Linked DNA regions of Mus musculus: region 2 is linked to region 1. A link is a loop called in an ENCODE intact Hi-C map of the cell type or tissue named here. Cell type or tissue: gastrocnemius. All regions are shown on one strand. Links, peaks and the distances in the headings refer to the core of each region. The heading gives the core; the rest is flanking DNA.

Region 1 (12,257 bases), core at 5,227-7,726:
CTCGGTTGCCTCAAAGTCAGTGTCAGAGATCGTGTCCCACGGTTCTGCCTAGGCAGTGAAGCAGGTAAGAAACAGGTGAAGTGTGTGTATATAAGGATATGGTCTTTGTTGGCTTGCTTTTTTTCTCATTTTATATTCTAAAGATGTCTCAACCTATAGAAAAATGAGAATGTGATATTTTAAACTTCATTTTTATTTTTAAGCAAAAATAATACTGGTATTGATTGAGTTCAGCAGGTCAGATAGTAACACAGACCTCAGTAAGCTAGGGCGCTGTCTGCCTTTCCTTTTCCTGCTTACTGTGAGCCTTGGACCCGGTCCCTTTTGTCTTGTTTATTTTCTCACTCAAAAATGCTTATGTGTTAACTAGCATCTCACTTAGATAAGGAGTTAGGAGAATTCTCCTATCGTCACTCATTTTATAGTTACATGATAGTCAGTCAGTCGACCTTATCATAAGTAAATACTAACTAGCTTACTCTGCTCATAGGATTCTCTGTGTTTTTTAGATTGGTGTTGTGAGTTCAGCTGTGCTGTCTTGCAGACAGATCATTCCAGCTGGCCTTGACTGTTTCTGCCCTCTTGGAGGGATAGACAGGGTCTCAACAGTTACCTAACAACTGCTGTATGCAACACTGCCTTAATGGCACCAGGTGAAGCTCTGGGGAGGGGCTGCAGGACATAAATGGTGAGGACATAAACAGGATGGTCACTCACAACACCAGTGTTCTGACCTCAGCCTCTAAATGCCAGTTTATTGATCTAGGAAATATTCCTCCACCTTTCCAAAGTGTCCCTTGAGTGCGGTACACTGCTACTTTTAAAAGAAAGCAATATGCTCTATAGTTGTCAAGACTAAAACAACAGAGTCCGTGGACGAAGCAAAGGTCAGTTAGAGACTGGTGAGATGACCCATCAGGTGAGCTTGCTAGCTTTGATCGTCAATATTTGTTTCTGAATTCTGTAGCAGAGAGGTATACTTTCCTAAAGCTTTATGTTCCATGACTGTAGGTTAGTCATAAATAATACCTTCCTGGCTGACCTCACAAAGTTTCTGTGGGTATCAAAGGAGATCATCAGTGCGCATGCACCTTGTACAGTTTAAGTGCCTCTGTATTATTAGCCGTTTTGAAAGTTGACTTTAAATATGTTTCCATACTTAAAATACTCATGCTGCTTCTTATATAGAGTAGATATCATATCCAAATGCATATGTAAGAATATAAGTAAAAGTTCTTTGGAGATTTTAAATTTCTAGTGAAATGAAAGATTTTTTTTGTTTCAAATTTATAATCTTTCTGTAAGGATTATAGTTCACAGGGCACCATACTTAGCAGATACTCATGTGGTGTGTGTGTGGGTGTGTCTGTGTGTGTGTTTAATTGAAACAGAATTATATCAGCCATTTCTAGGAGGACTGTTTCCCATCAGGCTTCCTGGTATTCTGGCTTTTACAATTTTTCAGACCCCACCCTGCAATGTTCCCTGAGCCATAAATGCTTGAGTTGTGATGGATATATATCCACTGGGTCAGCAGATACTCTTAATAATATTTAATCATCTACTAAAATCTACATATAGGATAATCTTAATAAGATTTAAATCTTAATGGTTTTGAAAAGCATCCATTGTCTTACAGTTTGCTGGGCTGGGTTTCCTGATGTTTGCGTTGTGGTGCGGGTTCTGTTAAAGCATTTTTAAAGCCATAGGAGATAACAATTGCAAGTTTGCTTTTCTGTTCCTGCTCCTAACATCCACTTCATGGACATCAGTGAGAGAACGCTAAATGAGCATTCTCATCCCATGGGGAGAAGTTTGCATTAATTTTTAGAGTCCTTAGGGACAGTCTCCATTCTCCACAGCTTTCTTTTGCTACTTTAGTCTTTCCGTGCTACCTTCTGTTCACTACTCTCATTAAAAATGTTCTAGCAAAAAGGCAAGGATAAAAACATGGCCTAATTAATGGTATAACAGCTGCTTTCATCTTGTCACTAATATTTGGTTTTAAATAATCATGCTTGATCCTTGTCTTATGCTAGGATGGCTGGTTTCGGATAGCTGAGAATATGGGGTTTCAATGCCTAAAGACTGAAAGCAAGGATCCTCGGCTAGATGGAATAGACTCACTTTCTGGGACTGAAATCCCTCTGCACTACGTCTGTAAGCTGACCACTCATGCCATCCACTTGGTAGTCTTTCATGAGAGGAGTGGCAACTACCTCTGGCATGGTCACCTACGACTCAAAGGACACATGGATAGGAAGTTTGTTCCTTTTCGAAAGTTACAGTTTGGTCGTTATCCTGGAGCCTTTGACAGGTAAATCTATAACAATAAACAGTAATAAGTCAATAATATGATATGTTTATATTTATATATACATGTATGTATAGATACACACATTGAAGTATTATAACTCAGGGAAATCCACTGTGATTCTGCAGTAGTGTGGATGGGTCCCACAGTGGTGAGTGTCTCAAGGCAAAAAAGACTGACAGGATAGAGGTATACTGTGTTCGTGGATGTCTTAGTCAGGGTTTCTATTCCTGCACAAACATCATGACCAAGAAACAATTTGGGGAGGAAAGGGTTTATTCAGCTTACAATTCCACATTGCTGTTTATCACCAAGGAAGTCAGGACTGGAACTCAAGCAGGTCAGGAAGCAGGAGCTGATGCAGAGGCCATGGAGGGATGTTCTTTACTGGCTTGCTTCCCCTGGCTTGCTCAGCCTGCTCTCTTATAGAACCCAAGACTACCAGCCCAGAGATGGTCCCACCCACAAGGGGCCTTTCCCCCTTGATTACTAATTGAGAAGATGCCTTACAGCTGGATCTCATGGAGGCATTTCCTCAACTGAAGCTCCTTTCTCTGTGATAGCTCCAGCTGTGTCAAGTTGACACAAAACTAGCCAGTACAGTGGATATATTTAAAATAGAATAATGGTACTGAGACTAGTAAGGAAAAGTTACTCCAAAGCAAGATAGAGTGTATCCCTGGATAGGGAGGTAGAGGGGGAGCTACTGAGTGGGGTACACAGAGATCTCTAGGGTAACTGGCAAATCTCAGTGTATGTGATGAAGGTGAGATCGCAAGTGTTGTAACTCATGGTCTTACGTCTTTATGTCTTATACATACACTTGAGTGTGTATGCATGTGTTATTATTACTTTATTTCCAATATGGCCTGAGGTGGTGGCTCGCAACTGTAAATCCTAGCACTCAAGGTGAAGCAGATTTGCCAGCCACAGGTGAGGCTGGGCTAAATAACAAGATCTGGCCAGCCTAGATGGAATCACAAGACATTGCCTCAGAAAACTAAGAAATTATAGGAATAAAACTAAAAATAATACTGTGTATTATATGATACCCTTAACTATCACAATGATAAAAATAATACTGTGTATAGTAGTATACCCTTAACTATCTACCAAAATGATAAAAATACTGCTGGCAAGAAATGGGTACCTGATGAGACTCATGTAAAATTAGACCATAAATGTCAACTTTATAACCCAGAGTAGTACTTTTCTTTCCCTTTGGAAGTCATTAATAATGATGTTATAATATGTTAATATACTAGACCTTGATGTAAATATAGCAATGAATGTCTTTTGCTTTCAACTTCGTCATTTATAAGAATTTTCATAACAAAGTCCTTTTGGGGCACTTTTCAGAGATACACTGCTCACTGTTATGCCATAGAACTATAAGGCACATTTATTCTGTCTTCATCTTAGTGTTTAAAACTACCCATGCGAGAAAGAGCTGAAAAGGTGGTCAGAACTGGAGAAGTCAGGAATATCGTTGGCCAAAATGATTCCGGGTTGTCAGAAACAGTTTGTTGACATCTTCGGCTACTTATATTTATGCATTTTTTCTTATTTTGTGTTTTAAACAGGCTTTTTAAGTAAGCCATTTAGTTCTTCAACTAGTAAAAGTTTACTTCAAAGTTTAGTTAATAATTTAGTTCAAAATCACCGACCAAAAAATAACTTGTGAGTGTGACATGTGCCAGCCTGTAGATAAAGCCGTCTGTGTGCTTTATAGTTTCACATAGAGGAGTAGAAAGTGCCCAAGCAGTATTCATGCGGGTGGGTTGCAGGCGTCTCTCCGGTCAGCGAGGCTTCTGGGTTACCATGATTCACTTGGAGTTTATAACTGTAAGAACTGTAACTGTAACTGTTTATAACTGTAACTTTAAAATAAGTTAGTAACTGAAAATGATGTCATTCAACTTTCATTTCTGCTTAAAATGCCAGAGTACCTGGAAAAACTATTGTAGACGCAGAGGCCTGTAATCCAGTTACCTGGGAGGCTGAGGCAGGAGGGTAGCAAGTTCAGTGCCAGCTTCAGCTATTTAAGCAGAGCTTGTTCCCCCCCACCCCCCAAAAAAAGAAAAAACTTTTAATTTAAGGTGCTAGGGTGTAGCTCAGTGGTAGCATGTACAAGGCCCTGGGTTCCATCCCTCGAGGGAAATCGATTCTCCTTCCCCTCAGATTTAGCTACATAAGTGAAAATACTTAAAACTCAAACTCTGTGTTGCTACTTGATGTCTGATTTTCAAGGTCCTAATAAAGTTGCTGATTGATGCCCAAAAGATTTGAAGAAAACTCACATGATGTTTAGCTTCTTTGTTGGTGTTTACTGTCTTAAAAGGCTGGCAGTGCTCTGGGTTAAATCTTGATAGTAAAGTTTCTTTTTAACTTTTGTTTTTCAGGCCAGAGTTACAGCAAGTTACTGTTGATGGACTAGATATGCTTATTCCGAAAGACCCAGGGCGCTTTCTAGAAGAAGTACCTCACTCCAGATTTATCGAGTGCAGGTATAAGGAAGCTCGGGCGTTCCTCCAGGTTAGAAACAACCAAAACCTGCATTTCTAAGCTAAAGCTAAGGAGAGGATTTGCTTATTTTAGTTTATAAGAGGAGATGGAGAGGCTTCTGCAGACTAGGCTCAAATGGCTTCTTAAGTCGATCACTGATTTTCCTCTCATTTAAAGTTAAACACTAAACTCTGTTTCCCCGAGTGCTGGGGATGTAGTCTAGTCGGTTGAGTACTTGTCTAGCATGCACAGGGCTTGAGTTTGCTCTCCGTCTCCACATGAACCAGGCATGGTAACAGGTGCCTGTAATCCCAGCACTTGGAAGATAGTGGCAGAGAGTTGAAGGTGACGCTCCACTATGTGGTGAGTTCACAGGCAACCCTGACCAACAGACGCTATCTCAAAAGAAAACTTGAATTCTGCTGGCTAATACGGCAGGCTTGTAACCACAGCCAGCACTCAGCCAGAGATCTCAAGTTAAAAGCAGCCCTGAACCTCACGCATGGGCGCGCGAACACACACACACACACACACACACACACACACACACAGAGGCAGGCAAACTTTTTTCTTCCCTGAATGGAGAATGATCATATACTTATTACTTTATTGTTTTATTTCATTAGATCCTGATAGGATTAACACTGGCTTATTCCACAGCTATGATAGCTCATTAACTGTTTTAAAGTTACTTTTTTTTTTTTTAAAGAAGTCCAAGTTGGCTTAGAATATAGCCACTGAAGAGGGGTCATGTGAATTTAGAAAGGTTTTTTTTTTTTTCCTAAGTTTGGCACTGAGTATGTGTGTGTGTGTGTGTGTGTGTGCGCGTGCGTGTGTGTGTGTGTGTTTGGCAAAGAGCTATACAAAGACCGGCTGAATTTTCAGCTTTTCCTCTACTGTTCTAACTTTGTAGGTTTCTGACTGTAGTGATATAAAAATGATTTTGGTGGGCGTAAAAGTTCAACTGTAACAAGTCATATGAGACCAGAAAGGCAGTGAAAACAGGCCGTTGGACTGTGGGGATTTGGTACCCCAGTTCTACTTGCCCTTCACTTTCTGGGGTTCTCTGCCTCTCCTCACAGAGATCTGCCTGCCTCTGTGCCATCATGGCCAGCTCTCCAGTTCTTCACTTGAGTGCTGGCCCCGATTCCCCTCAGGCATGAGCTGTGACTGGTGAGCTACACCCTTTTCTCCCCCAAGTTGCCCTTTGATTGTAGTGTTTATCACAGTACTGGAGAGCAAGCTAGAGCACATAGGAGCTACTAAGTGCCAGCTCTTTCATTGCTGCCCCAGGTCCAAGACTCAAATACAAGGCTTCTCACATACTGTATGCTGATACCCAAGACAGCCCAAGAGGTTCTTCTAGCTCTTCCTGGTCTTTTGAATTTATTACTGTAAGGCTGTCAAATTTACTGAGCTTCGTGGTAGAGGCTAGAGAGCAGCATGTGTGTTAGGCCTGTTGTGCAGGCAAGTTCTGCCTCCACCACACAGTGATAAGAGGTAGGAGGGATGGATTCAGTGCTTCTTCCTGCCCTATGGGCATTGCCCACCTCTGCCCTAGCAGTTGCCATGGTGAATTGTGAGTGTCTTGCTTCCTCCTAATTTTGGGAGCTTCCTGGTAGCAGGCGTCTTAGTTTATTCACGACAGTCATTGCAGCCATGTCATTAGTGATGCCTGACTTGTTTTCACCGCTGCCCTTGTGATGTGCAGTGACTAGAGGGCTTGGTCATGGTCTTACTTTATCCTCTTACATTAGAACCATGAGTAAGATACCAGGAGTGTACACTTTCAAATTAAAGTTGGCATACACCCATTTGAACACTTGATGGCGCCAAACAGTCTTAAATGGTTGTAGAGATGAACTAATCCAATAACCCTAGTAGAGTACCCCCTAGCATTCTCGTTTGTTTTAATAATGATATTTTAAAAGCAGTGTCTGACTTATGTAACAGTTGCCAGTACAATAGAAATAATGCCTCTTTTTTTCTGGCACATTTGAGAGTAATCTATAAACCAGTATCCCAAAGCCTCACATAGCTTAGTTCTTTCTAAAAACACAACAGAACAAAACTAGACTATTTCCTATGTCTGAACATGAAAATCAAGAATTAACATAAATTGCTTTTAATCTCAATCTAAGCTGCGTATGATGGCACATGCCTGTAATCTTCATGTTTGGAAAGCCAGGGCCGGAGGATTGCCAAAAGTTCCAGGCAAGCCAAGGCATATGGCAAGACCAATTTAAAGACAACAACGAAAGTCCACATTCACATCTTGCTGGTTGTCCTCATAATAGGTTTGTATTGAAAGGATTCTGTTTACAATCACATGCTATACTGATTTCCTGTTTCTTTAATTTCTTGTAGTCTGTGCTGGGTTCTCTACCAGTTTGGGTAACTACTCTCATAGCTTTGATAATTTTGGAGGTTATATTATTTTGTAGACTGTCCCTCTGGTTTTCCTCATAAAGAGCATGGCAGTGCTGCTATGCTTGCTCTTCTCATTATGTCCCAGAAGGTGCTACCTGACCCCCTGTTACTGCTTCTCGCCTGGCTTTTCCTGAGGAAGCGTGAACAATTAGTGTTCACCCCAGATAGGACACTAACAGCACACTGAAAACCGATTCCACCCGAGTCTAGCGTGGTGAACCCCTGAGTTTGTTAAGGTTACTTCCGAGACCATGGGTGAGAAGTTCCAGGAGTCTGATGTCTCTGTCAGCTGCATCACCACGAAGCTCACCTCTGTGTGAGGAACACTTAGAAAAGCTGTGTACCCTGAAGTTCCACACAGCACCAGGGGGCATCATCAGTCTCAGCACCTACTATGACTGCCTAGGGGCAAGGCCTTGGGGATCTCCTGAGACCTTTAGTTCTCATGACTTCTCGAGTCCTGTGGCCTCCCTTCTCCCTCTGGCGGGAATGTTCAGAGGAAGGCCACAGAACACTGCTGGGGTTGCATCCTGCCTCTTACCTGCTGCCTTCACTTTTGTGCTATTGCATTTTTCCCTTTGTAATCAGAAGCATTTGTTTGCAAGCTACTTTGTAACTATTAAAATATTATATTTCTTATCAAATTTATTGTTAAGATAAGAGACTCATGGTTTCCTGTTTAATGAGTTATTTTAATCTTCAGATTGGTCCACATTTGGCCAGTTAAAAACTCTTCCGGATAGCTTTTGTATCTTCTGGCTTATCTCATTCTTTCTTCCATTTTAGTAAAATACAGATATTCTAGGCTCATCCTGTGATTTTCCTATCCCAGCTCTGGGGTCAGCCATTTCTCCTGAGTCCTTGTAGAAGCCGACATCTGGGGAGTAGGTAGTATGCCCATTGCTCTTTGGGTTTTGCTGTACACAGCTGTCTCACTTAATAGAAACATTGTGCATATGTCTGTATATATTTATTTCTGTGTCTATTTGATGAAATCTGTAAATTCAAATCATTATTTCCACCCTGATTAAGTTATAAGAGCTAGCTAAACAACATTGGATAACCTATCAGGGGACTGGAGAAAACTGTTTGTCCATCTGTTAGCAGCCATTCACTGCCTATAGCTCTTCATCTAGGGATTAGGGCCTTATGAGATTTCTCCCATCCACACTGTAATGTCAGTGGTACTCATTGTACCTGTAGTCCTGTTGAGGTGACCATATTGTTAAAGTTTGGGGGTTCATGTCGTGTCCTCTATAGAGGATGCTGTCTGACAGTGTGATCTTTTCACTCTGAGTCCTGCCCCTCTTCCATAGAACAGGGATTGGGTTGTACATGTATTGGCTGAGCTAGGCACCCCACGTTCAGTTCTCTGCATTGTGGCTAACTGTGACTCTCTATGGTGGTCTCCATGTGACGTAGAAAGAAGCTTCATTGATGAGGGGTGAGAGCTATGCTTACTGTGGCTGCAAGGCAAATACTCGTATTCAGAATTCAGTAGAATTACACTGGCTTAGGAAAGGGGCAGTAGTAGGTTCTCCTCTAGGCTCCATGACCTCTTTCCTCCCCTGGCCGGGTTTACAAAACCAGGCACGAGATCCTTCCTACTGAGCAAGCCTTAAGTCCAATTAGGTGGCTGTTGGTTACTCCCAAGATGTAAGTGCCACTGTGGAATCCTTGGTGGCATCTCGCCATGCGGCTCATTGATGTGGTGTAGGGTTTGTAGTTGAGTAAGGCTGTTACTGCTTTTCTCCTTTGCAGTTTGCATGAGCACCTTCAGATGCTATGAGAGGCAGTCCTCAGGAATAAGGCTTCCAGGTCATTTTTAGCTAGATTCCTCTGAGTCCCGTGAATAAAGTGTGTAGTGTCTTCAGCTAGTGCCTTCCCTTCATGTTCTGAAAGGCAACCAAGGACAATGGCTTATATCGTTTGGGAGTTTCTTGGACTCCTCTGATCAACAGCTTGAAGAAAGGTTTCTCATAAGGCAAGAATTTTTTAACAGAAAGGAAAATTGTAGCCTCAAGATATCACTTAACACTGTCATATTGGCTTAGCATGTAGTCTACATGGCAGCTGGGTCTGTAAACTTTAGCTCTAGGCATTCCTTATAACAAGCATAGGAACATATATCTCCCAATCCAGTCGTGTGCTCTAAAAAAAGCAGTGGCTCAGGAAAGGGATATTTTATTTCAGGAGATTCTTTATAGTTTGCTTAATCCATAAGAACAATTTACCTGCAAGGAGCGCTCCTTCATAAGACACTTTGTTCCTGAAGAGAGCCATTTAGTGGTTCCATTCCTTATTGTCCCAGTGACATCTCTGTAAACTGTATCTCTCCTGCATTCTTGTAAAGGAACCCAGTTACTTTAGGACATTGTCAGAAGTAGTTACTTCCTCCTTTAGTCTCCCTACAGTATTTGCTGCTCACCTCCTCAGGAGCACACGACATTCCAGCGTTATAGATTCCGTGGGGAGAAGTGCGGTGCCTGCTCTCGTGTGTACAGCCTCACTGAGGAGACTGAGACAAAACCAACAGTAACAACTAAAGTAAGAATGAACATGCGGGGCCAGAGAGACAGCTCAGTGGTTAAAAGCGCTGGTTCTCCTCCAGAGGACCAAAGTTTGATGCCCAGCACCCACGTGGCGGTTCACAACCATCTATAACCTCAAGAGATTTCATGTTCTCTTCTATCTCCATGGATACCAGGCATGTACATAGTACACAGACATAAAAAATATTAATTTTTTAAAGAATTTAAAAGTATGTGTGAGTGGTGACTGTTGTAGGTTAATGGAGGAGCTGACTGATGTATTTGGCTTTGTGTATTAGTACATGATCAGTGGGAACACTGGGAAAATAAACTCACCTGTCTTTTAGGAAAACTGGGTTATTTCTCAGAGACTGGATCGAAAACATGATTTTCATTGTATTCAGAGTCAGAGGCACACTAAAAAAGAAAACAGCATATAAGGTCACATAGGCTAGAAAGGCTGTGCCATATTGCTTTTGTTTGGGTGGTTACTTGATTTTGTTTTTGTTTTTTTTTTTTTGAGATAGGGTTTCTCTGTGTAGCCCTGGCTGTTCTGGACCTCACTTGCTCTGTAGACCAGGCTGGCCTCAAACTCAGAGAGATCGTCCTTTAAAAGCATGGGCCACCACTGCCGGGCTGAGAAGTTGCATTTTATTGCTATAACAGGACATGTAAAAAGAGGCTAGTGATGAAGGCAGAGCAGAAGGCAGGAGGGACCTGTGTCCTTGCTCTTCTAGGCCAAATAGCTTACATTTTGTTCCATAGTGAGCTATCACTGAAGAATTCATCCTGTTTTCTTCAGTTACAGGATAAAATGCAGTAAATCCAAACAAGCAACATGACTAAGTAAAGATGATATTATACAAAACTGTGTATTTTACAGAAGGCTTTCACTTAGACCTGTAGAGTGGTTCTGCAAAGCACAGTTACTGTCTTTAAGTTATAAATAAATGAAGTCAGTAGTGGCAATGAAATTTGCTTCCTCCGTTCTCTTGTTCATTCATGAGACGTGGAGATACTGGTGTAGACATGGGTATTTGATGTCTTTTCTTCATCAAGCTTACACTCTTGTGAAAGGAGATGGACCTAGAGCCAAACACAGGTTATCTGATTCAGAAAGTGTCCTTCCCTGCTTGACTACCCAGTGTCTAAAGAGAAGTAAATGACTGTACAATGGAAACATCATGTAATCTATTTTGTTTAATGCTTCTAGCTGTGTAATTAGCTCTTCTTTTCCCCCAGCTGCCCAGCCTGCTAAATTCTGATGTGCAGAGAAAAGTGATAACAGTTGAAGTCTCATCATTGGGGAATACTAGTTCCTTCCATTCTTTCCTTCTAAAGTGGTTCTTCTAGAATCTATCCTAATTGTTTTAATGTGTGACTAGGAAACTCTGATTTCTGGGCGTGTTGGGTCTATGAGTTTGTGCCTGTGTATATAGATGTATGGGCACAGTTGTGCACTTGTATCTGTGAGGCCAGAGGCTAACACTTGGTGTCTTCCTCTACTACATCTTGTTTCTGTCCACTCCCAAGTCTCCTGCACTCCTGCCCAATGCACCCCCTTCTGCCTTCATTTCCTTCATGTTTATAATCCACAGAATCCACTTAGTACTTGTACATGCACTTTGACATGGGCCATCCACCAGAGCTTGGACAAGTTAGCAGCAGACACACTCCTTCACCTTAGGTTTTAGATAGGTCTCTCACTAAACTTGGAGCTGCTGGAGACTGGTTGGCCAGTGAGCTCCAGGGATCTGTCTGTCTGTCCCTACCTGCACAGCATGGGTGTTGCAGGCACACACACCAACACTCCCAGCTTCTATCTGGGTGTTTAAAATCCAGGTTCAGGCCCTCATGCTCCCATGGCAACACATTACCCACTGAGCCAACCCAGGCCCCCTAAATTTGGATTTTTTTACAATGGAAAAACGATGCACTGTTAATTTCTCAATTTGATTCAAATATCGTATTAGTGTTTCTAGAAGTTTAGGGATTGTTATAATAGATAACTGTTTGTTAACCCTGCAGCAGTACATTGATGATAATACTGTGGATGCTATGGTCTTTCGAAAGAGGGCAAAGGAGTTACTGCAACTAGCAGCCAAGACGCTGAAGGACCTGGGAGTGCCCTTCTGGCTGAGCAGTGGGACTTGTCTAGGTAAAAATGCTTTACTTTTTCTCTCTCTGTCTCTGGCTTTAGGAGTAAATGCTTGTGGTAATCAGGCATCAGTAATATTGACAGTGTACTATTTATAATCAGAATAAGCATTAGTGTACAAAGCAAAGATGCATTGACTGCTTTAAAAAAGTAATTGATAAAATATAAAATAGAACCTTCTTTAAAAAGATTTATTTATTTATTTATTTATTTTATGTTTACTAGTGCTCTATTTGCATGTACACCTTCACACCAGAACAGGGCATCAGGTCACATTATAGATGATTGTGGACCATCATGCAAGTGCTGGGAATTGAAC
Region 2 (12,257 bases), core at 5,652-8,151, 110 kb after region 1:
CTTTCTGTGTTGTTCAGAGGATTTGACTCTCTTCATCCACAATGTCTGTCCTAGGGATCAAACTTAGTTTGTCAGGCTTGGTAGCAAATCTTTACCCGCTGAGCCATTTCACTGGTCTCCCACCTTTCTTAATATATTCCATTAACACATTGTTTTGGAGTGCTCACAGTAAGATTTGTGGTAAAAGGAAACACTAAGTGTCTTAGTTAGGGTTTCTATTCCTGCACAAACATCATGACAAAGAAGCAAGTTGGGGAGGAAAGGGTTTATTCAGCTTACACTTCCATACTGTTGTTCATCACCAAGGAAGTCAGGACTGGAACTCAAGCAGGTAAGAAAGCAGGAGCTGATGCAGAGGCCATGGAGGGATGTTCTTTACTGGCTTGCTTCCCCTGGCTTGCTCAGCCTGCTCTCTTACAGAACCAAGATTACCAGCCCAGAGATGGTCCTACCCACAAGGGGTCTTTCCCCCTGGATCACTAATTGAGAAAATGCTTTACAGTTGGATCTCATGGATGCATTTCCTCAACTGAAGCTCCTTTTTCTGTGATAACTCCAGCTGTGTCAAGTTGACACAAAACTAGCCAGTACACTAAGTGGGACCCATTTTAAATGAGCCATCTATTACTAGGGGACTGGTAAAAGAAACTTGGATGATATTTTAAGGATGTCAGAATCAGCGGGGCAGTGGTGGTGCAAGCCTTTAATCCCAGCACTTGGGAGGCAGAGGCAGGTGGATTCTGAGTTCGAGGCCAGCCTGGTCTACAGAATGAGTTCCAGGACAGCCAGGGCTACACAGAGAAACCCTGTCCCAGAAAGCGCCCCCTCCAAAAAAATAGGATGTCAGAATCAGCCATTAAACAATACGTCGGGGGCTGTGAGATGCTGAGTGGGTCAGGTGCCTGCTTTGTGGGTGTGGAGACCTGAGTTCATGTCCCTAGCCCCTATTAAAGCTGGGCATGGAGCTGTTTGCTCCTGTGACACAGGATCTGGAAGGATGGAAGCAGGGAGATCGAGGGACTTGCTCACCAGCCAGTGAGTGACCTTGTCTCTAAAAACAAGGTAGAGAACCAGGCAGAGTGATATATACCTTTCATTCCAGCGTTCAGAAGGATGGACGAGATAGATGGATTGATCTCCAGTTTCTAGTATGAGACTAGCCTTGCCTATGTAGCGAGTTCTAGGCCAGCCAAGGTTATATTGTGTCCTGGCTAAAAAAATGAAAAGAGAGCAGTAGAGGAAGAAACCCTGCTTCCTTATGTGCGTGCATAGGCAATTGCACCATTGCTCAAGCACATAGATATGCACACTAGCTCTTACTTTCTTCCCCACCTCAAAAAACCCCACAGTTTTTTAAGAAAACTCTGTTGTTTGGGGGTTAGAGGACTCAGTGGATAAAGCACTTGCTGCACAAGCACGGAGAGCTGACTTTGGATCTCTGTAACACAAATAAAAGCCAATTAAAGTAACACATGCCCAGAACCCAGCAGATCTCGGAGGCTCACTGCTCTGTCAGTCTAACTGAGGCAGCAAGCTTTAGGTGCAGGCAAGTCCCTGTTTCAAAAGAGAATGTGGAGACACGATCAAGGAAAGATCCTGACATCACCGCTGACCTCCATGTGCCTGCATTGGAGAATACCCTCCCAACATACCTCCCGCATACCTGCAGCCACACCCACCGCATACCTGCAGCCACACCCACCGCATATACCTGCAGCCACACCCACCGCATATACCTGCAGCCACACCCACATTCTCCCATCTCCCACACCCCACACAGTAAAACCCGTGACTAAAGAGAATACTGATTCAAATGGCCATGATGAGCACACTTGTGAATATAATTTTCGGGAAATAAATCAACAAACGCTTTATTTCTCTAGTGTATTGGGTGCTTAGCGCTTCCTGGCACCTATGCAGTGGTCTCAGAGCGTGTTTTACTCCGTCCTTTCAGGAGCAGTGGCGGCGGCCTGGAATAACCCCCTGGCTAGCTGGCTGAGTGCCATGCTCCATTGCTTTGGTGGAGGAATTTTATCCTGTATGCTGCTTGCAGAGTCTCCATTGAAGTTTCTTACAAACCACACTAATATTTTACTGGCATCTTCAATCTGGTAAGTTGCCCTTAGGCTGCACTATGAGATCTTTAAAGAATTGTTTAATAGATTGCAGTAAAATGGATCTTTTTCCTTTAACCTTTTTTATGTCCTTAAGTTAATGCATGTGCAATGAACGAACCCGAATAGTGCCAAAGACTTTAAGTGCAAAGTTTGCCTCTTCCCCTTCCTCCTCTTATCTTCTTCCAGTGGAAATTGTTTTTAGTGTTTGTGGGAACATTTTAACATTAGAGAACATCAAATATTAGCCCAAATATTTTGTTTTGTGAAATAAACTTAGATAGAATTATGACATCCTAAAAAATGTAAATGTGAACAACTAAACAAAAAGTCCAAGCTTTTCTTGTCTCTTCTTCTTTGTTGGCTTCATCATTTGCTTGTTTATTTGTAGACAGACAGACAGACAGACAGACAGACAGATAAGTTCAGAGTTTCACTGTGTAGCTGTCCTGAAACTCAGTATGTTCATCAGGCTGTCTTCCAACTCATAGAGATCTACCTGCCTCTGCCTCCCCAGTGCTGGGGTTACAGCTTTGCACCACATCTGGCTATTGGATTATGTAAAGGCTTCTGACATTTTTTTTTAGATTTATTTATTCTATATGTAAGTACACTGTAGCTGTCTTCAGACACTCCAAAAGAGGGCGTCAGATCTCATTACAGGTGGTTGTGAGCCACCATGTGGTTGCTGGGAATTGAACTCAGGACCTTCAGAAGAGCAGTCAGTGCTCTTAACCTCTGAGCCATCTCTCCAGCCCCAAGCTTCTGACATCTTTAAACATGAATTGGGAAAATGATAGTAGGAATTGGCTTGGATTCTTCTTCATACAGATTTAGATGGTTCTTAACAAGATTGATTAATTAAGTTAAAATATATTGATTCTAATCAACATGCTTTGTTTTATTTAAAGTAAACTATGCTTTCAATTTAAAAACACTATCAATTTAATATATAAGGAACATTTGGAATTCATTTTTCCTGGGGTTGGTGAGAGGGCGCAGTAGGTAAAGGAGCTAGCCGTTTAAGCCTGGCAGCCTACATTCTAGTTCTTGAACTCACACAAAGCTGAAGGAGAGAATCGGCCGCCCAGAGAAGCCTCTTGGCTTCCACACGTTCACTATAGCATGCAGCCTTTTGCGCATCATGCACATACAACTCAGTGAGAAAAATAACCAAAAATTCATTTTATTATAATAATTGTGAATGTTTAAGTCGTTACAAACAGGTATGGATGTTACAAATAATAGTGGTAATGGTAAAGTAGTAGAGGAAACCTATCACTGTGGAAGGGTGGGTGGAATTACTCACTTGATAGCTAGTAATTATTGAATTAGAATTATGTACCAGCTAAGACTCATTTTCATGTTACATCACGAGTCCTGTGAAGTAGTATATTATTAGTTAGGGTTTTACTGCTGTGAACAGACACCATGACCAAGGCAAGTCTTATAAAGGACAACATTTAATTGGGGCTGGCTTATAGGGTCAGAGATCCAGTATCATCGAGATGGGAGCCTGGCAGTGTCTAGGCAGATGTGGGGCTGGAGGAGTTGAGAGTTCTGTTTCTTGTTCTGAAGGACAACGGGAGAATACTAACTTCCAGGAAGCTAGGATGAAGATCTTCATGCCCACGTCCACAGTAACACACTTCCTCTAACAAGGCCACACCTATTTCAACAAGGCTACATCTGCAAATAGTGCCACTATATTCAAACCACCACAAGTAGCTATTATAATTTTTTTCCTGACAAAATCTTTTCCTGGTGACTTTAAGAGAAAAAAATTACTTAAATACTATGGAACTATATGTTGCATTTCTCTGATTTGTAGCTAAATGTTAAATTCATCTATAACTGTTCTAAACATCCAATAAATGTGTAAGCTATACAATCAGGTATGGAATGGCTGACTCCATCGAATTGTTCTGCAGGCTAAGCCTCCTCCAAGTTTTACTGTGTTTTGTTTTTTAATCTAATCTGGTGTTAAATTAGGATTTTTTTTTTTACTAACAACAATTACAAATTTCTCTCTCAAGTAGTTGGTATCTAAATCATAACTCACTCTATCAAATGAGAATGAAAGAGACTATACTACCAGACTTACACAGGAAAGTCTTCAAAGATTTCACAGGGTGTTGCTTGCTTTCAGTAAAATCACTACTTTCTTTCTCTTAGTAGTTTATATTTTTTGGCTGTGGAAGGTGGGTGGAGTGGAGTTAATCATTCGATAGCTAGTATGTATTGAACGAGATATTAGGTAAATTCTTTATATTTATTTTCATACTATGAGTCCTGTGAAGTAGCTACTATAATTATGTTTTTAAAGATTTATTTATTTATTTATTTATTTATTTATTTATTTTGGTTTTTCGAGACAGGGTTTCTCTGTATAGCCCTGGCTGTCCTAGAACTAACTGTAGACCAGGCTGTCCTTGAACTCAGAAATCCGCCTGCCTCTGCCTCCCGAGTGCTGGGATTAAAGGCGTGTGCCACCACGCCGGGCTGATTTATTTATTTTTGTTTTATGTGTATGGGTGTTTTGCTTGAATGTCTGTATGTACATATGTATGTATGTATGTATATATAACACGAATGTATGTATGTGCCTGGTCCCTCAGGAGCCAGAAGAGGACATTGAATACCCTGGAACTGAAATTACACATAATTGTGAGCCACAATTATGATGTTGAAAAAGGAAGCCAGGTATTCTGTGAGAGCAGCCACTATTCTTACCTGCTGAGCCACCTCTCCAACCCTTTAAGAATTAAAAGCATTGGATTACATGTGACAGGTTTCCTTATGGCATTTTCATACATGCTTAGTTTTGGCCGACTCCCCATCCTTCCCAAGCTCCCTGCTCTCTCCTGCGCTACCCTCCCCAGTCTTCAGCCTGCCTTCCAGTGCGTTCTGTTCACCCTCCACAAGAGGCAGCTGTTGTTACTACTTCCACTTGACAGCGAGGAAATTGAGACCAGGGAACAGTTGCCATAATTTCTGAGTAGGCTAGAGTCAGAACAAGTGTGACTGTAGAGCCTCCGCGCATGACAGCTGCCCTGTGTCTTAGACTGACTGACTCATCTCCTAGCATCGTCCTCCAGAAGCACTGTAAAGGACTTCCAGTCTATAGTGGTCGTTTACAGAGATACTAGCATTTTGGATTATTTTAATGTTGTATAAATGCTGAGACTATATAAAAAGGAAGATAGCCAGATTCTGTTACCGTCCTATCTCTCCTGTTTCTAGTGTTAAGTACTAGTCCTCCCACTTCTGGCCTGGACTTTCAGTAACTTCCTAGGTGGGCTAGTTGCTTTATTCATTACCCCCTAGATATTCTTCACATAATGATGAAGTGATTATCTTAAAATAAGTTATAGTGTGCCACTCCTGCGTGCAATAATGTCTTTTCAGGAACAACAGCCTGAGCTTTCTCATGACCTACTGTCCATCCCTACAGAGTCTCCCTCCCTCTGTCCTCTTTGCTGTGATGTATGGCCACTGCTCCTGATACTCCTTCCTTTCCCGCCACACACGTGCATTTATCAACACTCTGACTTGCCCGATCTTTATTTAGCTTGTTGTACTTCTCAGAGAGAGGCAGGGCTGTTGCTTGGTTATTTGTTTGCTGGTCATCCTGCAAAGATGGTCAGTTCAACAACAACAACAACAGCAGCAGCAGCAACAGCAACAACAGCAACAAACCTGTGTATGAACTCAGATTAAAGGATGATTTGTGAGATTATACAGAGTGCATTTTTTGTCATTATTTGAATCTGTTCCATCTTTGGCCAGTGGGAGCCTTTTCAGCTTTCATGCCTCTTGGTATTTTAAGATTCTTATACCTTTCTTCTGGAATTAGTTTTAGTTTCATTTAAGGAGAAATAGTTTTTTCAAGGTTCACTCAGAGCATTGGAGACACTGCTAAGGCATCTATTGAAATGAGCTAGGGTAAAGAAAGAGAAAATGACTTGAGTTCATACTAATATTTATCTCTAATTCAAATTCAAGCCTATTTATTATTATTTAACATGTCTCTGTTATATATGTAATACTTGGAATTTACCTAGATATAAAGAATTTTGTTATTTGTTGGACAAAGGATATTACAAAATCAGAATATTCTGACATTGTTAATTAATTTTGTTCTGTTCTTTGCTCGCCTATATTTAACCTTTCTCATCTTTAAACCAGGGTGTGTGTGTGCTGCCAGAGTTTCATGGCCACAGTGCCATGCTTCTCTGGTTAGTCTTCACACTCGGATTTTGCTTGCTCTGTACTGGATGCAGGTCACTAGTTATATCTGGGCCCTGTAATTCTGGGTTTTTGAAGCTGTGGTGAGTACTGCTTTAGCCTTAACAGAGCGTGACGCAAGGCACAAAGAAATTAATGACTTAGCCAAGGAATTGGAGACCCTGAGTATCCAGAGCCCAGATTTAAACCATGGTTATTTCATCTGTTAGTTGGTGCATAAGCAGTAAATTGCTTTGAACTCTGAAATAGAAATGTTGTCCTTACAGTCTCTTCAATATGAGAAATGATGCTAGAGTCAAGACAGTGTATCTTATTGTTTAATTAGAAAAGTTTTAACATTTAGAATAACATGTCAGTCTTTGCTTCTGATTTTGAGAGTCAAATGATCTGGGGAATTATATATTCAAGTGAGGTCAGCTTCAGAACGGTAGCATGCCTGGGGGTTAGCACCATCTACTGGTAAAGACAGACAAGAGCTTGCTTCTGTCTGTATACAGCTGTTGTCTGAAAACTCCATATACTTTCATTTGTGTTGTCTTTTTAAAAAGCCATTTATTTATGCGGGCAGTACATAATTTATAATTTTTCTATCTAATGATTTTATGTCTCATAATGTTTTCCTTAAACTTCCAGGCATTCTTTAAGGAGATTACATTTAAATGAGGGAAATATAAGAGTCACAGTTTTATAATCTTTTTCAAGATATATCCATGAAATTTCTTTGGTGTCCTAACCAGAGGCCAGGGCTATTGCAGTAGACTAACATGGGTGTGGTTTGTGTTCTGTTTGGCCCAGTTTTGGCCTAAGGATACTGCCTTAGGTAGACAGGGAGAGTTGATGGTAAGAGAGGGAGTGTTCTCAGTGATGAGCCCAGCAAAGCGCCTTCTGCTTAACCCCTGGTTTTAACCTAAATTCAGCTCCCATCTTAAAACCTGTTTACACTGGTTTATGTTGGTTGTATCCTATTTTACACTAATTTCTACCCTTTGTCATTTTTCTCTTTTTATTAATCTGACCCACAGAACTTAAAAGTATCTGAGAAATCCATTATTATCTTCTCATTCCATTTCTTTTTCCTTTCCTGTATGTATACATATGTATATGTATCTATGTGTATGTTTTAGGTACTTACAAGGTAAAGGTTTTTTGGATATTACAAACTTAAGGTGAAATTACAATCTTTACAGAAGAGATGTGCTGTTTAATTAATGACATTTCCCAGTAATTCATCAGCGGAACATTATATAGCTAACTTATATTGTAGAACAAGAGTGATTTTGTCTGCAGTCATTTGTCTTTCACGCTCATTCATAAGTCTGTTGGACATGACAGAGTTGTTCCTTTTGCTCCATGGCAACTCAGGTGGGCACAGAGGTTTCACTAATATGTAAGGTTTTATGTGTACTTTAGAAATATCTGATGCAGGGCAATGGTGGCATGTGCTTTTAATCCCAGCACCCAGGAGGTAGAGGCAGGTAGATCTCTGTAAATTTGAGGCTAGCCTGGTCTATAGAGCTGATTCAGGATAGCCAGGACTACAAAAGAAACCTGTCTTGAAAAAACCAAAAGGAGAGGGCTGGTGAGATAGCTCAGTGGGTAAGAACACTGACTGCTCTTATGAAGGTCATGAGTTCAAATCCCAGCAACCATATGGTGGCCCACAACCACCCATAATGAGATCTGACGCCCTCTTCTGGTGTGTCAGAAGACAACTACAATGTACTTATGTATAATAATAAATAAATCTTTGGGCCTGAGTGAGCAGAGTTGACCTGAGTGAGCGGGGGTTGACTGGAGCAAGTGGGGTTGACCGGAGCAAACAGAGGCCCTAAAAATTCAATTCCCAACAACCACATGAAGGCTCACAACCATCTGTACAGCTACAGTGTACTCACATGCATAAAATAAACAAGTAAATCTTAAAAAAAGAAAAGAAAAACCAAAAGAAAAAAAAACAAATATCTTATTAAAAAAGCAACAATTATAACTTATAGATGGTGTGTTGTTATATGGCATAGTTGAATGTAAAAGCTGCTGTTGTGTAATAAGTTTGAGCACATGTTACAGATGGAATTAGGGAAGGCAAATGGAGCTGTTGTAATACTGGTTTTGTTCTTTTGAGCATGCCATTTTTAATGTGAGTTACTACTGAAGGAAAACTATAGCATCTGTTCTTTATCTAATCTATAAGAGATACCAAAGTATTGTCTCATTTTATTAAGAATATATAGACAATTCATTATTTAAGTGTATATGATTTTTTTCTCCATTGTCCAACTTCCTAGAAATCATTTCTACATTTAAAACTTTCAAAATATCATATGTCAATGTAAAAAAAATTTAAACCATCTTACTTCAGTTTACTTAAAATTGTCTCCAGATATTTCATTCCTTACTCTGTAATTAATTGATTCTTTGATATGTTTTGTATTTTGCCTCCAGATTGAATTCAGCTTAGAGCTATTTTTCACTGTGCTGAGTTTTTGGTTCGAGAACAGTTGATAAGATTGATAAGTTGATTCCTGCCATCCAGCAACCAGTGGAATCCAATGATGAGCACTGTAGCCTTTACTTTATGTAGTAAGGAGCAGTGTATGAGAGCCACTTTGAGGTGTAAGAAGCAACTGCTTCAGCTGTACAGAGCCACCGCCTGTCTTGTGTTGAGATGAAATGAAACAGACATTCTGTGGACTGTGGTGCAGTGAGTGGGACCTTGAGTAAGAAGAATGTAGCGGCTGACCTTTGCTTCCATATTTGGTCTCGGGAGCAGTGTTGGCAAATATTTTATATTTGGTGAATGCATGTGAGGTTTTTGTGTTTATGACTCATGAATTAGAATAAAATTAACACTTGATTAAAAAAAAAAAACCAGGCATTTTTTTCATTTTTTTTTTTTTTCGAGACAGGGTTTCTCTGTGTAGCCCTGGATGTTCTGGAACTCACTCTGTAGACCAGGCTGGCCTCAAACTCAGAAATCCTCCTGCCTCTGCCTCCCAAGTGCTGGGATTAAAGGCGTGCGCCACCACGCCCGGCCCAAACATTTTTTTCTGTGCCCTGTTTTCTGTATCACTCCATTAGAAGATGTATTGTGCTCTACATACCAAACTGTCTATTAGGAATGGAGGGGAAAACCTGTATTTTCTAGTAAATAATGTTGGTAGTATTTGAGGAGATGCTGAAGAACAAAGTTTAAAACTCTGGATCACCAGAGAACAGCTGTATTACTGTTAAATTAGCAACAACTTCACTGGCTATAACTAAGCTTCTTCAATCAAATTAAAGATTGAGCTCAATATTCTTTCAGATGCATGAACATACATTCTCCACAACATCAGCCTATTTCCTTGGGAGTTCTCTCTGTCTTTGTATAGATTTCTAACTTACACTCTAAGCTAAGGGACACAGGTCAAGATAGTGGTAGGAGTAGAAATGCTGCCCTTGCTTTTTTGCCCAAAGGCTGGTTTGTCTAACTCCTTTTCCCTAAGAACAAAGACATCGTATGCGCATAGTCCATACCTGCTGGAACTGGTAAGGCACTTGCTTCTTTCTCTTAATTAATTATGTACCTAATTTTCTTCTCATAGTGTATGGATGAATGAAAAAATTGTATAGAGCATTGCAAAGTACGTGGCTTCTCCTCCTCATGCTACAGACTTATATATATATTGTGTAACGTAAAAAGCAATTTAGTATCCAGTCTGCTTTTTCCAGGTTTTTACGGATGATTGCTTTGGTTGTGTTACGCCATGTTCTTAGTGGTGGTGAATTAGATTTTCACTTCTATTCCTCTGATATTATTTACATATTGAAATATTTAAATTTTAATTTCAGGTATATTGTATTCTTTTGCCCTCGTGACCTAGTTTCCCAGGGTTATTCATATCAACCTATTCAGTTCCTGGCTGCGGGAATGAAGGAAGTGACCCGGACGTGGAAAATAGTAGGCGGAGTCTCGGATGCTAATAGCTATTACAGAAATGCCTGGATAGTCATGATAGTTGTTGGATGGGCCCGAGGTGAGATTGACAAATTGTGTTCCTGATGTACTGTAGCCCATGAATACTTCTTTGCTTACAGGGATGGGGATGACATACTGTAAAAATCTTTTTGGAAAGTGGGAGCCTTGTCTAGTTTTTTAACTCGTAAAGTTAATGTAAAAGTTACTTACATCAGTATTGGTGATCAGCCATTATTCTTTTAAGATCTTATTTAGCATATATACAGTGTTCTGCCTGTATGCTTTTGTGGAAGAAGAGGGCACCAGATCTCATTATAAATAGTTATGAGCCATCATGTGGTTGCTGGGAATTGAACTCAGGATCTCTATAAGAACAGCCAGTGCTCTTAACCTCTGAGCTATCACTCCAGCCATTATTTTGAGCCTGGTGGCCTTGTAAAGTTTCTTATGAGTAATTTCTTTTGTTGTTTCAGAACCAGATAGAATCATAAGTAATTATTTTACCATATATGAAATATGTTTTATATGAAACTTTGTCTAATGTAAATTTAAAAAAATGGCTGAGGCTGGGCGGGGTGAGGCATACCTATAATCTGAATACTTGGAAGACTGAGGCAGGAGGATCACAAGTTTGAAGCCAACTTGAGCTACACAGAGAATTCTAGAATAGAAAGACCCTGTCTAAAAATGAAAACAAATTGCTTTATATTCTTTCCTTTCTTGTCAGTTGTTGCAAATAGCAGATATTCATAATCACATTGGTCGAATCGCTTTCTGTTTATTCTATAGCCTCCCTCCCTCCCATCTCTCTCTCTCTCTTTTTCTCTCTCCCTCCCCTCCCCACCTCCCCTCCCCTCCCCCCTCCCTTCCCCCTCCCCTCCCCTCCCCCTCCCCCTCCCCTCCCCTCCCCTCCCCTTCCCTTTTCTCTCCTTTTTCTTTGTCCGTATTTCAAGTAGTTTAGGCTGGGCCCCTGTTAACTGTGTAGTTGAGGATGACCTTGACCTTCTGAACATCCTGCCTCTACCTCCTGAGTGCTGAGATCACAGGCAAGTGCTGCCATGCCTGGTTTATGCATTGTTGAGGACTGATATATGTTAGGGAAGTGCTTCTAACAATGTCACTAATCCTGCTGTTTTATATGTAGGAGTTGACAAGTTTCTGTAACCTTTGCTATGGTGTACTACACCTAAAATTAGCCATATCAAGGAAAGAAATGTAAAGAGAGGATCTTGTTTTTCCTAAAACAATTCTACATATACATGTCTCTGCTTGAGAGCCCAGCTTTAACCTTAGGTCACAGTAAGGCAGACATTGACATTCTGAGGAGGGAAATGCACTCATCTCAGATCTCAGTGTAAGAAGACACATTTTTTTCTTCCCCTTGAGAATTTTGTTTTGGTAATCTTGAATTTTGGACTAGGAGGGGAAATTCTGACTTCTCCTACCATAAATTCCTTGTTTCTTTTTTATTTTGTCTTTAGGTGCAGGTGGTGCTGTCGTCACAGCTTGTGAACAGTTGTTAAAAGGAGACTGGAAACCAGAAGGTGATGAATGGCTGAAGATGTCCTTGTAAGTGGTCTGTATTATACTGAGATGTGGACTTTCAGCCTTAGATGCCATCTAGTTGCTTTAAAATGCTTGAAACTATGTATATGACTGAGACATACCCAAGGAACAAATAACAGTCACATTGGGAAGAAAACCAGCAAATTCATTAATTCAGATGAACTCTCAAAGGAAACATCAGTTTTCTTTGGATTCCTCTTCTTTATAAGAACAGCTTGGCATGGACTGGACCTACCCCCCCCCAATATGTATCAGAAGAACAGCTTGGTCTTCATGTGGGTCCCCCAACAACTGGAGCGGGGGCTACTATTCCCCTACCTGGGCTGCCTTGTCTGGCCTCAGTGGGAAAGGATGTACATAGTTCTGTAGTG

What was found. Hi-C counts contacts between places; a loop is a spot of excess contacts. Peaks named below come from ENCODE experiments on the same cell type or tissue, not always from the same donor. Only the 100,000 strongest peaks of a DNase experiment are listed, where the experiment ranks them.
Region 2: a loop joins it to region 1, with 4 times the contacts of the local background. A loop is called at or near these places in 32 of 42 quality-filtered maps.

Annotation. Positions count from the first base shown.
Region 1 is chr4:53,732,811-53,745,067 of GRCm38, forward strand. Fktn (fukutin) reads left to right here. Exons shown (of 10, transcript NM_139309.5): 5 at 2,040-2,317; 6 at 4,717-4,849; 7 at 11,809-11,938. Among named protein-coding and RNA genes, the nearest start is that of Fktn, 25 kb to the left of the region's middle. In gastrocnemius, for the core only: a CTCF peak has its summit at 6,648 (motif pointing right); a DNase peak (open chromatin) is centred at 6,601; H3K27ac peaks cover 617 bases.
Region 2 is chr4:53,838,673-53,850,929 of GRCm38, forward strand. Tmem38b (transmembrane protein 38B) reads left to right here. Exons shown (of 6, transcript NM_028053.2): 2 at 1,955-2,111; 3 at 10,194-10,378; 4 at 11,802-11,889. Among named protein-coding and RNA genes, the nearest start is that of Tmem38b, 19 kb to the left of the region's middle. In gastrocnemius, for the core only: CTCF peaks have their summits at 6,817 (motif pointing left) and 8,057 (motif pointing left); a DNase peak (open chromatin) is centred at 6,806; H3K27ac peaks cover 1,125 bases.